3 separate regions of the Homo sapiens genome follow, and regions 2 and 3 are each linked to region 1. A link is an interaction called in ENCODE POLR2A ChIA-PET data of the cell type or tissue named here. Cell type or tissue: CD4-positive, alpha-beta T cell. All regions are shown on one strand. Region 1 overlaps SGSM3 (small G protein signaling modulator 3). Region 2 overlaps TNRC6B (trinucleotide repeat containing adaptor 6B). Region 3 overlaps MRTFA (myocardin related transcription factor A).

Region 1 (4,000 bases):
ACACTCATAACTGTGCCAGGCTCCTCTAGTTCCTCATATCAAATAATCAATCATCCACAGTAATCTGGTTACTTACCTGAGTCCCTCCCTCGATCATTCCTCTAATATTTATGGCCTGGCAGTTTCCGGAAAGGATAAGGAAAGCAACTTCATGGACCTTCTGTCATTCCCACTACCAGGGGTGGGGGATAACCACCTCCCCCAGAAGTAGAAGTGAAATAAATACTAGTTAGCTAACTGCAACTCAGCTTTCAGGTAGCTCTGAAAAATAGCAGACAAGAGTTTTTGAGGAAAATAAAGCTCCTTAAGGGCTGACTGGCAAAGAAGGCCACTGAGACATTTATATTGAAAGTTTTATATTAACATAGGAGATTAGGGCACCTAAGAGGAGATCATAAATATAGTTTACACAGTTGCTATTTTTCATATAATTAAACTACACAGGTCAACAAACTATCTCATCTTTACATCATTTATTTGCCATTACCATCTATATAATTACCGGAAATGTTTCATTTGCAGATATGAACATACCTACATAACATTACCCTAAAGAATGGTAATTATACTACACTATATACAGTATTATAGAGTATATATGCTATTATACTCTGTGGCAGTGAGTAGACGGAGGTATCAGAAGGAAACCTATGAAAGAAGGAAAAATAATATGTGTTAAGCATTCATCACACTGCTAAGCACACTCACAGGCATTATCCCCATTTTACACCTCAGCAAAGGACTGACCCCTCAGCAGTCTCACTATACCATACTGACTAGCACAACTCTAGTTATCAACTTTGCAGACAGTTTCCAGAAAAGATCATGGAACTATCTGTGCATGTGCGGGAACAAAATATCTTGACTTGGGATGACATATCTAGTGGGAGCCAGCCAGATTTAAGACACAAAGCAACTAAAAAAAATTTTTTGTGTGTGAAAATTCAAAATTAAACAGATAAATTAGGAGAGAATTCTCATAAGAGCAAACCAACTTCTCTAACAGATCTGCACCTATATTTAGAGACCATTAACTTCTTTAGTACTGGGGTGCAGGGCAAAGGGACTCACACAAAGTCATGAATTATAGAGTTAGAAGGATCCTTTGGGTTCATCTCTCATACTTTTTGAAAAAAGAAACTAGGGGCCAGGCACACTGGCTCACATATGTAACCCGAACACTTTGGGAGATTGAGACAAGAGGACTGCTTGAGGCCAGGAGTTCAAGACCAGCCTGGGCAACATAGCGAGACCTGATCTCTAGTTGTCTTTTTATTAAAAAAAAAAAAAAAAAAAAAAAAAAAGTAAGAAAATTGGACTAGAGGTCAAAAGACTGATTTAAAGCAGCATAGCCAGACCAGAAGTCTCTGATTTCTACTACTTTAATCTGAAACTGAATCAAAAACTTGGAAACAGCTAGAGACAGGCCCATTGGATTACATTCAGATCAGCATCATTACCAACAGAAATCCCAGAAGATACGTCACGAGGTTGTCCTCTTACTGTTGTGAACCTTAGGGTTAAGCAGTCCATATCTTTATATTATTTCACACTTAATAATGCTGATTTCAACAATCAGGTCCATACACTTCACTCCCATGTTGTAAAAGTTAGACAACCATCTGAACTAACCATGAATTAATGACAACTTTTTGCCTCATCTAGCCCCATTTAAGTTCCTCTTGGCTGGGAGAGGTGGTGGCTCACATTTGTGATCCCAGCACTCTGGGAGGCCAAGGCAGATGGATTGCTTGAGTGCAGGAGTTCAAGACCAGCCTGGGCAACATGGCAAAACCCTGTCTCTACTAAAAATAGAAAAACAAAAAAAACAAAAAAAAAAACAAAAAATTAGCCGGGCATGGTGGCGTGCGCCTGTAGTCCCAGCTACCTGGGAAGTTGAGATAGGAGAATCGCCTGGGCCCGGGAGGTCGACGCTGCAGTGGGCTGAGGTTGCACCACTGCACTCCAGCCTGGGCAACCAGAGTGAGACCCGGTCTTCAAGAAAAAAAAAAGTTGTTCCTCTGCTCTTTCTGCTCATGTTCCTCCTGGACAAAGTTAGGGAACAAGCCACATGCTATTTATCTTCACGGTTGCTCAGCAACCTTCATTCATCTCTAGTTGACTTTTCATCATATTTCCTTCAGCGATACTTTCAAATCATTCTCATAATTCTTCTGAAACCCAACTACTCTCTGCTGCCACTCACCCCCAGCTGAGGGACTGTACTCCAGCTTTAACGAAGCTCAGCTTATTAGACTTAAGCTTCCTCAACTTCCTTATTCTCCGTGTCAAAACGGCTTTTCACCTGTTTGCTCTTTCTGCCCGCCCTCTCAGAAGAGAAAGTGGTTTTCTTCCTTCCTACGTTAAATTCTCCACCCACGAGAACCTTTCAACCCATTTCCTTTATACTCTTTTCCTTTGTGCATCTTCAGTCTTTTCTTCTCCAATGGCTTCGTGTCCACTGCAAATACTTAGATCTCCTGAACCCTGAATTAAACAAAACAAAACAAAGCAACTATCCCTGTACCCACTCAAGCTGTTACCTTTCTAGCTCTTATCCCTCTGCCTCACTGCCATACTTTTTAAAAGCGCCCATGCTTCATCAATCAACTCACTCCTTAAGCTTTTCACCCTAGCTTCTGTCACCACCTAAACTGGTTTCTAAGGTCTCCAGTGATTTCCTAGTCATTATTTGGAATCCAGTTCCTATGGCTTCATTTCCTGAAACTCCCTGAAGCATCAGACTCTGCTGACTTACTTTGGTTTCTTGAACTGTTCAATGACTCTGAGGGCACAGACCATATTGTTTTTTCTTCTCTATTTAACTGCTTCTTTACTGCCTCTTCTTTCTCCAGACCCCCAAAAAAGACATTCCCCACATCAGTCTTCTTTCTTTTAGTCCATTCCTAATGGATTCCAAATGGGGAGTCCATCCCTATTCTGAATGGGGATTTAGCTATTACTGTCATATAAATTACAAATCTCTATCTCTAGCCATGACAACATAGATTATTTCCAACTTATTGTTGGATAGCTTCATTTGACTATATACCACAACACATTAAAATATGTATTTCTTTTTTTTTGAGGTGGAGTCTTGCTCTGTCGCCCAGGCTGGAGTGCAATGGCGCTATCTCAGCTTACTGCAAACTCCGCCTCCCAGATCCATGCCCATTCTCCCGCCTTAGCCTCCTGAGTAGCTGGGACTACAGGCGCCCGCCACCATGCCCAGCTAATTTTTTGTATTTTTAGTAGAGACAGGGTTTCACCGTGTTAGCCAGGATGGTCTCGATCTCCTGACCTCGTGATCCGCCCACCTTGGCCTTCCAAAGTGCTGGGATTACAGGCGTGAGCCACCGCACCTGGCCAATATGTATTTCTTTTTAATTTTTTTTTAATTTTTGTTTATTTATTGGAGATGGGGGTCTCCCTATGTTATCCAGACTGGAATACAGCTGCACACCACTGTGCCTGGCTTAAAATCTGTGTTTCCTGAATAAATCTATTTTTATTCTATCTCAGATGATTCTTTTTAATATTCCTGTTTCTTCTCCCAAGACATTCAGATCCTAAGGTTTAGGGTAATTTTTGGCTCCTTTTTTTTTGTCGTTGTTGTTGTTGTTAGAGACAGGGTTTTGTTCTGTTGCCCAAATTGAGTGCAGTGGTGGGATCATGACTCACTGCAGCCTTGACTTCCCAGGCTCAAGCAATCATCTCTCCTCAGCCTCCTGAGTAGCTAGGACTACGGGCGCATGCCATCATGACTTGCTAATTTTTATTTTTAGAGACAAGGTCCTACTATCTTGCCCAGGAAGGTCTTGAACTCCTGCACTCAAGCAATCCTCCCACTTTGGCCTCCCAAAGTGTTAGGATTACAGGCATGAGCCATGATGCCTGGCCTTGGCTCCTGCTTTTACTCTCATATCAAATCAGTTGCAAGTCTACTGATTTTACCTCTAAAATACCTCTAGCATCTCCATCTCCATTTCCACTGCCTTAA
Region 2 (4,000 bases), 61 kb after region 1:
TGCTTGGGAATTCTGACCCCTGGCCCCAGGAGGGAATACAAAAGAATTCAACATCACCAAAAACTGAAAGGAAACACTCCACATCTCCGGCTAAGGGATGGGGATAATTAAGCAGCAGATCTTCAAAACAGCAATTAAAACGAGCACAACAGTAGCTGGGAGCTAAAAAAGTAAAATCACTTGTTCCTTATTAGATTCTTCTATATTTTCTCCTCCTCCCAAAACAAACGGAGGTAAGACAGACATTCTTCATTAATAGGACAGTCCATAGATAATTTTCCTCTAGTAATGCCTATATTTAAAATTTGTTCCAAAAATTATTAACCTATATTTCCTAACTCTTTACATAGATTCTCAGCAATCCAACTGTACTATTTTACAGATTACTTTTTTTTTTAAGCTGTTGTTTCTTCCTTCCTTCCTTTCTTTTGTTGCTGGGGTTGTGGGGACAAGGAGAAGGGTTCCTTTAAAAAAATAAAAATTACTAGGGGAGATTTCAGTTCAGTCTCAAATGGAAAGGAACAAAGTGATGGCATTCTCATCTATATACACCAAACACTCTCCCATTAAACTACACACAATTTCAAAAGAATCCATGATCGAGCTCTTACAAAGCTTAATCCTTCTCCCATATTTTTAAGATAATGAATTTACCTGTTGCTGCTAAATTGATAATTTTTAAAAAATATTTCTATGTGTTTTAAAATGTGTGATCCCCAGTATGACAATAATGTTTGGAGACTTTTCTTTTTACATTTTTTTAAGTAAAAATTGTTTAAACTTTCTGAAGTTTCAGGAACTTGTAAAAGTTTATTAACAGGAAAGAAACAGCCATCTCTCTAGGATAAGATATGGTTAAATAAACCATCTTCAAAAAACTGGCTTCCTACCCTAGAATTCCTGAGAATGCTTGCAAATTTTAAAGCAGGAAAACAAATGTTAAAAACAGAAACAAAAAACACTGTTAAATGCTCCCAGAGTTAGTCTTCATCTAAAATATATATTTATATGTATATATATACGCACTTTTTGGTCTTTTTTTTTTAAAGTTTTTAGTTTTTTTCCCTTTAAGCTTATGATGGAAGAACATTTTAGCTTCTCATGTTTATTTTTACATATTTCAAATCCCTCATTATGTCTTGTAAACAAGAGGGGCTCTAGCACCCGGCTTTCACCGTAGTATCGTAAGGAACTCAACTAACCCATAGTGCAGGTCAAGGAACCAACAGGCAGGAGGAGAGGAGGGTGGGGCAGGACACAGCAGTGAACCAAGAGCGGCAGTGGACAGGGTCGCCACTGGCTCGCAGGAGCCTTGGGATATGCTCCTGGCCCAGGGACACTAAGATTTAACCTTCTCTAGATGTCTGAATACAAGCTGCTCTTCACCTGGTGGTCACCGCACGACAGCACTTTGCTCCACACAGAGAGCGGTCAGTGGGGGCTGCTGGAAGCAGAGCTTTTGCATGGGGAACAGTGGTGGAAGGGGCACGGTGGTGATTCAAATTGCAGAGCAGGAAGAGGGCATGCTCAAGGCACCCAGCGGGGCCACGTCAATGCTGCAGATGCCAAGTGTGACCACCTACCCACAGAGGGCTCATGCAGGCTTGTATATGTGAACACTCACTTGAGTCATGCCTGTCAATCTCTTTTGAGGCTAGGTTTATAATCAACAGGGTAAGCCAGAAGGGCTACAGAATTTCCCATTCTTTGTCTCACAAAACCACTGAAATGCAAATAACTTGTTTTAGGCTTTTCCTATACACACCCACCCACCCACCTACACACAGACACAAGCTAAAAAGTCAAATACATTAGGCATTGTTGTATTGTATCCTTCACTGAAGACGCTAAAGAAAGAAAAACTCCCTTGTCCTCAATAGCAGCAAGTTACAGAGGACAGTAGAGGTCTGCTCCCACCAAGGGTTGGAATGGGCAGGTATTTGCTGGTACAAAATGTCGGCACTTTATGTTAAACAGCATAATGCAGACTGGGATGTCCACACAAGTGCTAGCACGTCACCGGCATCCATCCCCCCACCCTATCTGGTTTTTCGCCCCCTTCAGGTCTGCTATAATTCTCTTCACAATAAGCAGTTTGATACATTTTGATTCCGACATAAGTACATACATGTTGGTGATAACTGTAGATTAAACGTTGACCCCTGTTCGGCCCAGAGTACTACTACATTGATGCTTAAAAAAAAAAAAAAGTATTTAAATACCGAAATTAAAAAAGCAAAATTACAAGGTGGGGGGAAGAGGTCAAAAATCAAAAAAAGGTGCAATACTTAAAAGTCTTCGCTAAGTTATACCTGCCTAAGCAAAACCACATACACAGGAAATACACAACACAGAGAAACAAAAGGAAACGCTTGAAGTACACACTGGTTTAAGAACATTCGTTAAGTAAACGTTTCTGTCAGTGATGGCCTGGTGCTGTAACGCGCCACGGCCTGGCACAGGTAACGCTCGGCGAGAAAGGAGCAGAGGGAGTAGCTGCAGATGCTTTCAGGAGGCTGCTCACCACTTATTCTTTTCTGTTTTCATAAAATGAAAAAGAGAACCAACCAACAGAAATATGTAACTCAACTTCACCTAATTTTTTGAAGAATTTCTCAAACCTGATCATAAGGAAAGAGGGAACAAAGTTTCTCTGTTTTTGAGACATCGCATCATCAAAAGTTATCTTCCGTTCCCATTTCAAACTAACGAAAAGGCCTGCATGAAACTTAACAGATACTCAGATGTGCCTGGTGGCCATTCACTTAAAAAAAAAAAAAAACAGAAATAAACACACCGTTGCTCCAAGAGGTACCTCCTGCTCTAGTTTTTTGGACTTGGCAGTGCTCCACTCTACTGCTAGGTCAAAAGAACAGCCAGAGAAACCCCACATTCAGGCTAAGTTGCAAATGGAAAGGAGCTCCCTGCTTTCATCATTAAAAAGCACTCTGTTCATCTTAATGCAGCCCAATGGAGTTGCTTTAGTAGCAGTGGCTCTCCGGGCCTGTGTGTTCTCATAGTTAAAAAAATAAAATAAAAAGCAGATGGGCCGGCCAGCCAGCCTGCAGACTGTCAGCGATGCAGCTTTCTGAGAAGTCAGGGTGGGGCAGGGGAGAAGGGAAGAACACAGGCACACACACAGAGACAGAGAAGGATGCACGCGAATGCACATGAACACACGTGCACACACACACCAGAACGAGCATGCCTGGGCAGTTACATGTGCCAGAACACACTGGTATTTATCAACCAGCCAATCACAAATTTTTTCCTTTTTTTTTTTTTTAGGTTTTTTGTGTTTTTGTTTTTAAAGTGAGGCTCCGTCAAGTCTTCCCTCCCCCCTCCCCCAACAATTCTTTTGAATTTCCCTCCCTCCCAAACATGGTAGACCTAAGGACGGAAACACACCCAGTGCAAACAAAGTTAAAAAGCTATTTTTTTTCAGTATATATGTTTCTTAGCAACAACTTCCATATAACATGAAAAAAGTGAAAAACTAGAAACTAATTTTTTTAATTTTTTTGTGTTTAAATTTAAATGGTATGTGTACTTGCTTCACATTGTCTTTCTAGGTTGGCGTTCATGATTCAAGTATTTCAAGAGTGATATGTTCTCTTTTTGGATTCATATTCCAAACGAAAAAACTGAAGTTATAAGGGAGGCAACTATGTGCTCAGACAGTCTGTCAATGACCCACCTTTTTTTCTCTCCGTTTTCTTTTTTCCTTTTAAAAATGTATTTATTGCAAGTTGAAAAAAAAAACGAAAAGGTCAAGTTAGTGCTGCTGCTGTTCCAAAAAAGGTCACGAGGTCAGAGTTGAAAGTTCTAAGTTCAGATTGAATCCGACCCTCCTCCCAGAAGGTCACCAGGTAGTAAAGGAGCAGGGCTGCCCATCCTATGGGGATCTTCCACCGTTGGGACTCCCCATAAGCTAGAAGAATAGTTTGGGGGCCCCCACAATGAAGCGCCAGCAAGATCGGCCCCGCTGCTGCCACCAGCG
Region 3 (4,000 bases), 78 kb before region 1:
GGTGTATTACTTAAACCTGCTGGGCCTCACTTTGCTTCTCGGTAAAATAGGATTAATAATACCTATCTTGGCCAGGCATAGTGCCTCACACCTGTAATCTCAGCACTTTTGGGAGGCTGAGACGGACAGATCACTTCAGCCCAGGAGTTCAAGACCAACCTGGGCAACATGGTGAAACCCTGTATCTACAAAAAAAAAAATTAAAAAATTACCGGGCATGGTGTCATGCACCTATAGTTCCAGCTACTCCAGAGGCTGAGGTGGGAGGATCTGTTGAGCCAGGGACGTCAAGGCCTTGGTGAGCTGAGATCATGCCACTGCACTCCAGCCTGGGTGACAGAGTGAGACCTTGTCTCAAAAAATAAAACACCAAAATGTATCTTCATATGGCTGTTAGGAAGAGTAAGTTAAAATATAAAAGAATGTAAAACAGTGTCTGGCACAGAGTACGTGCGTCATAAGTGTCAGCTATTATTGTAGCTCCTGCTGTTTTTATCGATTTAGTTCTCCAAGGCTTTGTTCTTAACAATGGTAATTTGTAAAATAATAATAGCCTCTTGGTTCAGTTTCTCAGACTGTTTGTAACATCCTTTTGAGATCCAGTTCAGTACAAGAAACCATTGTTGAATGCCTACTATGTATTAAGTGCTATGGGGGACATATATCAGTAAGGGATATTCTCTTCTCTCCAGGAACTTATAAACTGGTAGGAGAAGTAAGATGTTCAAGGGCTACTATTACACAAGGCAAAATATTATACTTTTCCCTAACATATAAAAGGTAGCTCACAGGAGGCCTAGAGTAACTGAATGCTGTGGAGTGAGTGGGGAAGTTCAGATGAACAGGGTAGGCATTTCCAGGTGAAGTGAATAAAAGAGGTAGGAAAAAATTCACGGTACTTGAGGAAGAGTAACTGGCCAGGCTTGATTAAGATAACTTGAAATGGGAGAGAGACACTACAGGCAAGGACACAGCCAGGGAGCTACCACTGCAGCATGGGAAAACATGGCAGGGTAAAATTGATAAGAGGGGAGTGTGAGTGTGAGGAGGTAGAGTTGAAGTTGGCCCAGACATTTAAAAAATACTGGGAAAGATAGTGATATCATTAAAGAAGTAAGAAGGATGGGAAGGGGATTAGGTTTTTGGGAGGAAAACAAGTTTGGCTTTGGATCTACTGAATTTGAGATGTAGGCAGGCGCATGGTTATGGTTCTGCGATTCTTGGACGCCTCCCTAAAAGCTACTCTGTGGATAGAAAAAGGCAGATATTAAGATGATTCCCAGTAGATTCTGGTTCCTCTCAGATGTGACTTGGAAGGCCCCTACACCTGAAGACTTAATTATGTAAGGAGGCTTTCCTTGGCCCGTGGGATCCTCCTAACCCTCCTCCTCTGAACATTTTCTTTTTTTTCTTTCTTTTTTTTTTTTAGACGGGGTCTTGCTCTGTTGCCCAGGCTGGAGTGCAGTGGCATGATCTCAGCTCACTGCAACCTCTGCAGTTTCTCATTTAGTCTCTGAATGACAGCTGTGCCATTGTCATTCTGTGTAGTTTGTAGTTGTAACACCGTTTAGGTTTAACTGGCTTTTGAAAGAAAGATAGTTGTTTTTTTTTTTTTTTTTTTTTTTCCTGAGACAGCATCTCACTCTCGTTACCCAGGCTGGAGTGAGAGAGAGTAGTGTGATCTCGGCTCACTGCAACCTCCGCCTCCCAGGTTCAAGCAATTCTCCTGCCTCAGCCTCCTGAGTAGCTGGGACTACAGGCGCGCACCACCACACCCGACTAATTTTTGTATTTTTAGTATAGATGGGGTTTCACTGTCTTGGCCAGGCTGGTCTCGAACTCCTGACCTTGTGATCCGCCCGCCTCGGTCTTCCAAAGTGCTGGGATTACATGTAGGCATGAGCCACTGTGCCTGGCTGATAGTTGATTTTTAACTTAAAAAAAATCCCTATTAAGTTTTTTCATTAAGCAGTATTGCCAGAGTGAAAATAAGAGAAACACCCATCAGTCTCCCCTAGCCCGGATGTGCTTTGAGTCATCTAGCTGAATTGTTTCACCTCAACAGAAAAGGCTCTAAGTGAAGAGAAAGAAGAAAAACAGAGGCATATTAACGGTAAAATATTTTCTAGGCTAGAAAAAGGCATTGCTTGGTGAAATGGCTATAATTTTTAGATACAAAAGAAAAAGAGTTTACAAATAGTACTTCCTGATCTGTGTGAGTAGTTCTTTCATTCACTATACTTATGGTGGTAAACATTTGTTAAGCGTAGAGCATCTGGAAAGCTTTTTTTGCTGGGTGGTGGTCCTCGTTAGGATATTTTGAGTTTGGAAGAGGTGTTTTTAAAAAAGTTTTAGGAGGAGGACTCAGTGTTTTGGAGGTTTTGAGCAAAAGGCAAGACTCTGATGCTTTGTGGATTGTTATCGCCCTGCAAGACCCTTCGCAACTTCCTCTCACCGCCCACAGCAGAATACGGAAACTCTGCTGTATCAGGCCACTTCTGCAATTACAGACAGTTGCACTTCAAGGGGACCCTTCTTTCACACTACATCCTTCTGTTTTTAGACTTTTTTTGCGTTTGAAAATGTGTTTTTTGAGGTGGAATACCCAACTGACCCCTCATCTCTCCTCTCTCTCTGCTGCCCTGCAGTGCTACAGTTGAAACTCCAGCAGCGCCGGACCCGGGAAGAACTGGTGAGCCAAGGGATCATGCCGCGTAAGTGCCTCTCTCTCTCAGCATTTGGTAGATTGCTTTTAGGACATGGCTGTGTTCACCGAGTATGCCATGGGAAGCATCTAACATAAAACAAGGATGATGCGTTTTATTTTCCACTCTCTTCTTTCTCATGACTTTCCAAGTTTAGAGCTCAATCACTAAATAGTTAAGATAACTAATTGATCAAGTTCAGTGAAACAAACTGTGTTTAAAGGGTCAAACCTGGTTTAAATTAGGTGTAAAGGGTGCCACTGAATTTTCCTTTACTTTGGAATTGCACCTTTAAAAGAGTTTTCACTCTGTTATACTTCCCTTTATAGGAGGGGCAGATCTTGAGCCTGGTGTATTGTGAGGAAGAACCACTTCTCCCATATGCTTTGCCTTCATGTTCTGGTTCTTAGGAAGAGAAACCTCTTTTCTGGTATTTTGAATCAACCACAGTTTTATGTAGAGTGAGATCCTGAGATACTCTAAGGCTGGCCTGGGCGTGAGCATGGCTGAGTAGAGTCGTTGATGGCGCTATCACGGCACCGGGCTCAGTGGGTGCAGAAGTCCATCCCTTAGGGGAAAAATGAAACCAAACCTTGGAATCTGTTAGAAGTAAGGAAATTTGCCTTTAATACCAACAGCATTATAAACGGAGCTGAAACTGGAGCTGGTGAGGTTTTGATCTTTCGGACCTTTCTTTTTTAAATCATCAGCAGAGAACATAGGCTCTCTTTTCTGTTTGTATGTTATCACTACTTGGATACACTGTAAGTCAAAAAACAATCATACAACTTCTGGCTTCATGGTGGGAGAACTGATGTTTTTCACTTTAACTCATTGTCTGCTGGCTGACTGCTACCATATTTTCCTAGCTCTCATTCATTCATTCATTCATTCATTCAAAATCTTTGAGTACCTAATATGTGATAGTTGATGCAGCAAGATAAATCCAGCTCTTGCTCTCAGGTGATTTATATTTAGAAGGGCAAGACTAGTAGTAGACAAGAAATTTCAGAGCAGGGATCACCTTGAAATGCAGTTGGTAAGTTCAGAGCCTGGTAAGTACTATCAAGTAAATTAACTGATTGGTGTGTTAATAAGTAATAGGAATAAGATGGAGTCACTTCGAATAAGATGTTCAAGAAAGGCCTCACTGAAGAGGAAAGATTTGAGCTGAGATCTAAAGGATCAGATGAAGCTGGCCATTCAGAAAGCAGGAAGAGGGCTCAGAGAGAAGAAAAAGCAAGTGTCTGGGCCTGGTGCAGGCCAGAAGTTGGTGTGTTTGGAGATCATCAAGT

Evidence for each region. Peaks named below come from ENCODE experiments on the same cell type or tissue, not always from the same donor. Only the 100,000 strongest peaks of a DNase experiment are listed, where the experiment ranks them.
Region 2: POLR2A ChIA-PET joins it to region 1 with 5 read pairs; 9 of 35 experiments call an interaction of 5 or more read pairs at or near these places.
Region 3: POLR2A ChIA-PET joins it to region 1 with 9 read pairs; 9 of 35 experiments call an interaction of 5 or more read pairs at or near these places.

The regions. Positions count from the first base shown.
Region 1 is chr22:40,383,867-40,387,866 of GRCh38, reverse strand. All of the region lies in intron 1 of SGSM3 (small G protein signaling modulator 3), which reads right to left. It also overlaps a transcript of ADSL not described here. Among named protein-coding and RNA genes, the nearest start is that of SGSM3, 15 kb to the right of the region's middle. In CD4-positive, alpha-beta T cell, no CTCF peak of the experiment used is centred here; a DNase peak (open chromatin) is centred at 2,276; H3K4me3 peaks cover 1,180 bases; H3K27ac peaks cover 2,370 bases.
Region 2 is chr22:40,323,073-40,327,072 of GRCh38, reverse strand. It overlaps TNRC6B (trinucleotide repeat containing adaptor 6B), which reads right to left. Exons shown (of 23, transcript NM_001162501.2): 23 at 1-4,000. The coding sequence ends at 3,832. Among named protein-coding and RNA genes, the nearest start is that of ADSL, 21 kb to the left of the region's middle. In CD4-positive, alpha-beta T cell, CTCF peaks have their summits at 1,881 and 2,092 (motif pointing left); DNase peaks (open chromatin) are centred at 1,582, 2,022, 2,392, 3,222 and 1 weaker place; H3K4me3 peaks cover 1,472 bases; H3K27ac peaks cover 3,539 bases.
Region 3 is chr22:40,461,935-40,465,934 of GRCh38, reverse strand. MRTFA (myocardin related transcription factor A) reads left to right here. Exons shown (of 15, transcript NM_020831.6): 4 at 2,649-2,714. Among named protein-coding and RNA genes, the nearest start is that of MRTFA-AS1, 58 kb to the left of the region's middle. RefSeq lists an enhancer at 2,277-2,386. In CD4-positive, alpha-beta T cell, no CTCF peak of the experiment used is centred here; DNase peaks (open chromatin) are centred at 2,024, 2,464 and 3,224; H3K4me3 peaks cover 2,203 bases; H3K27ac peaks cover 3,484 bases.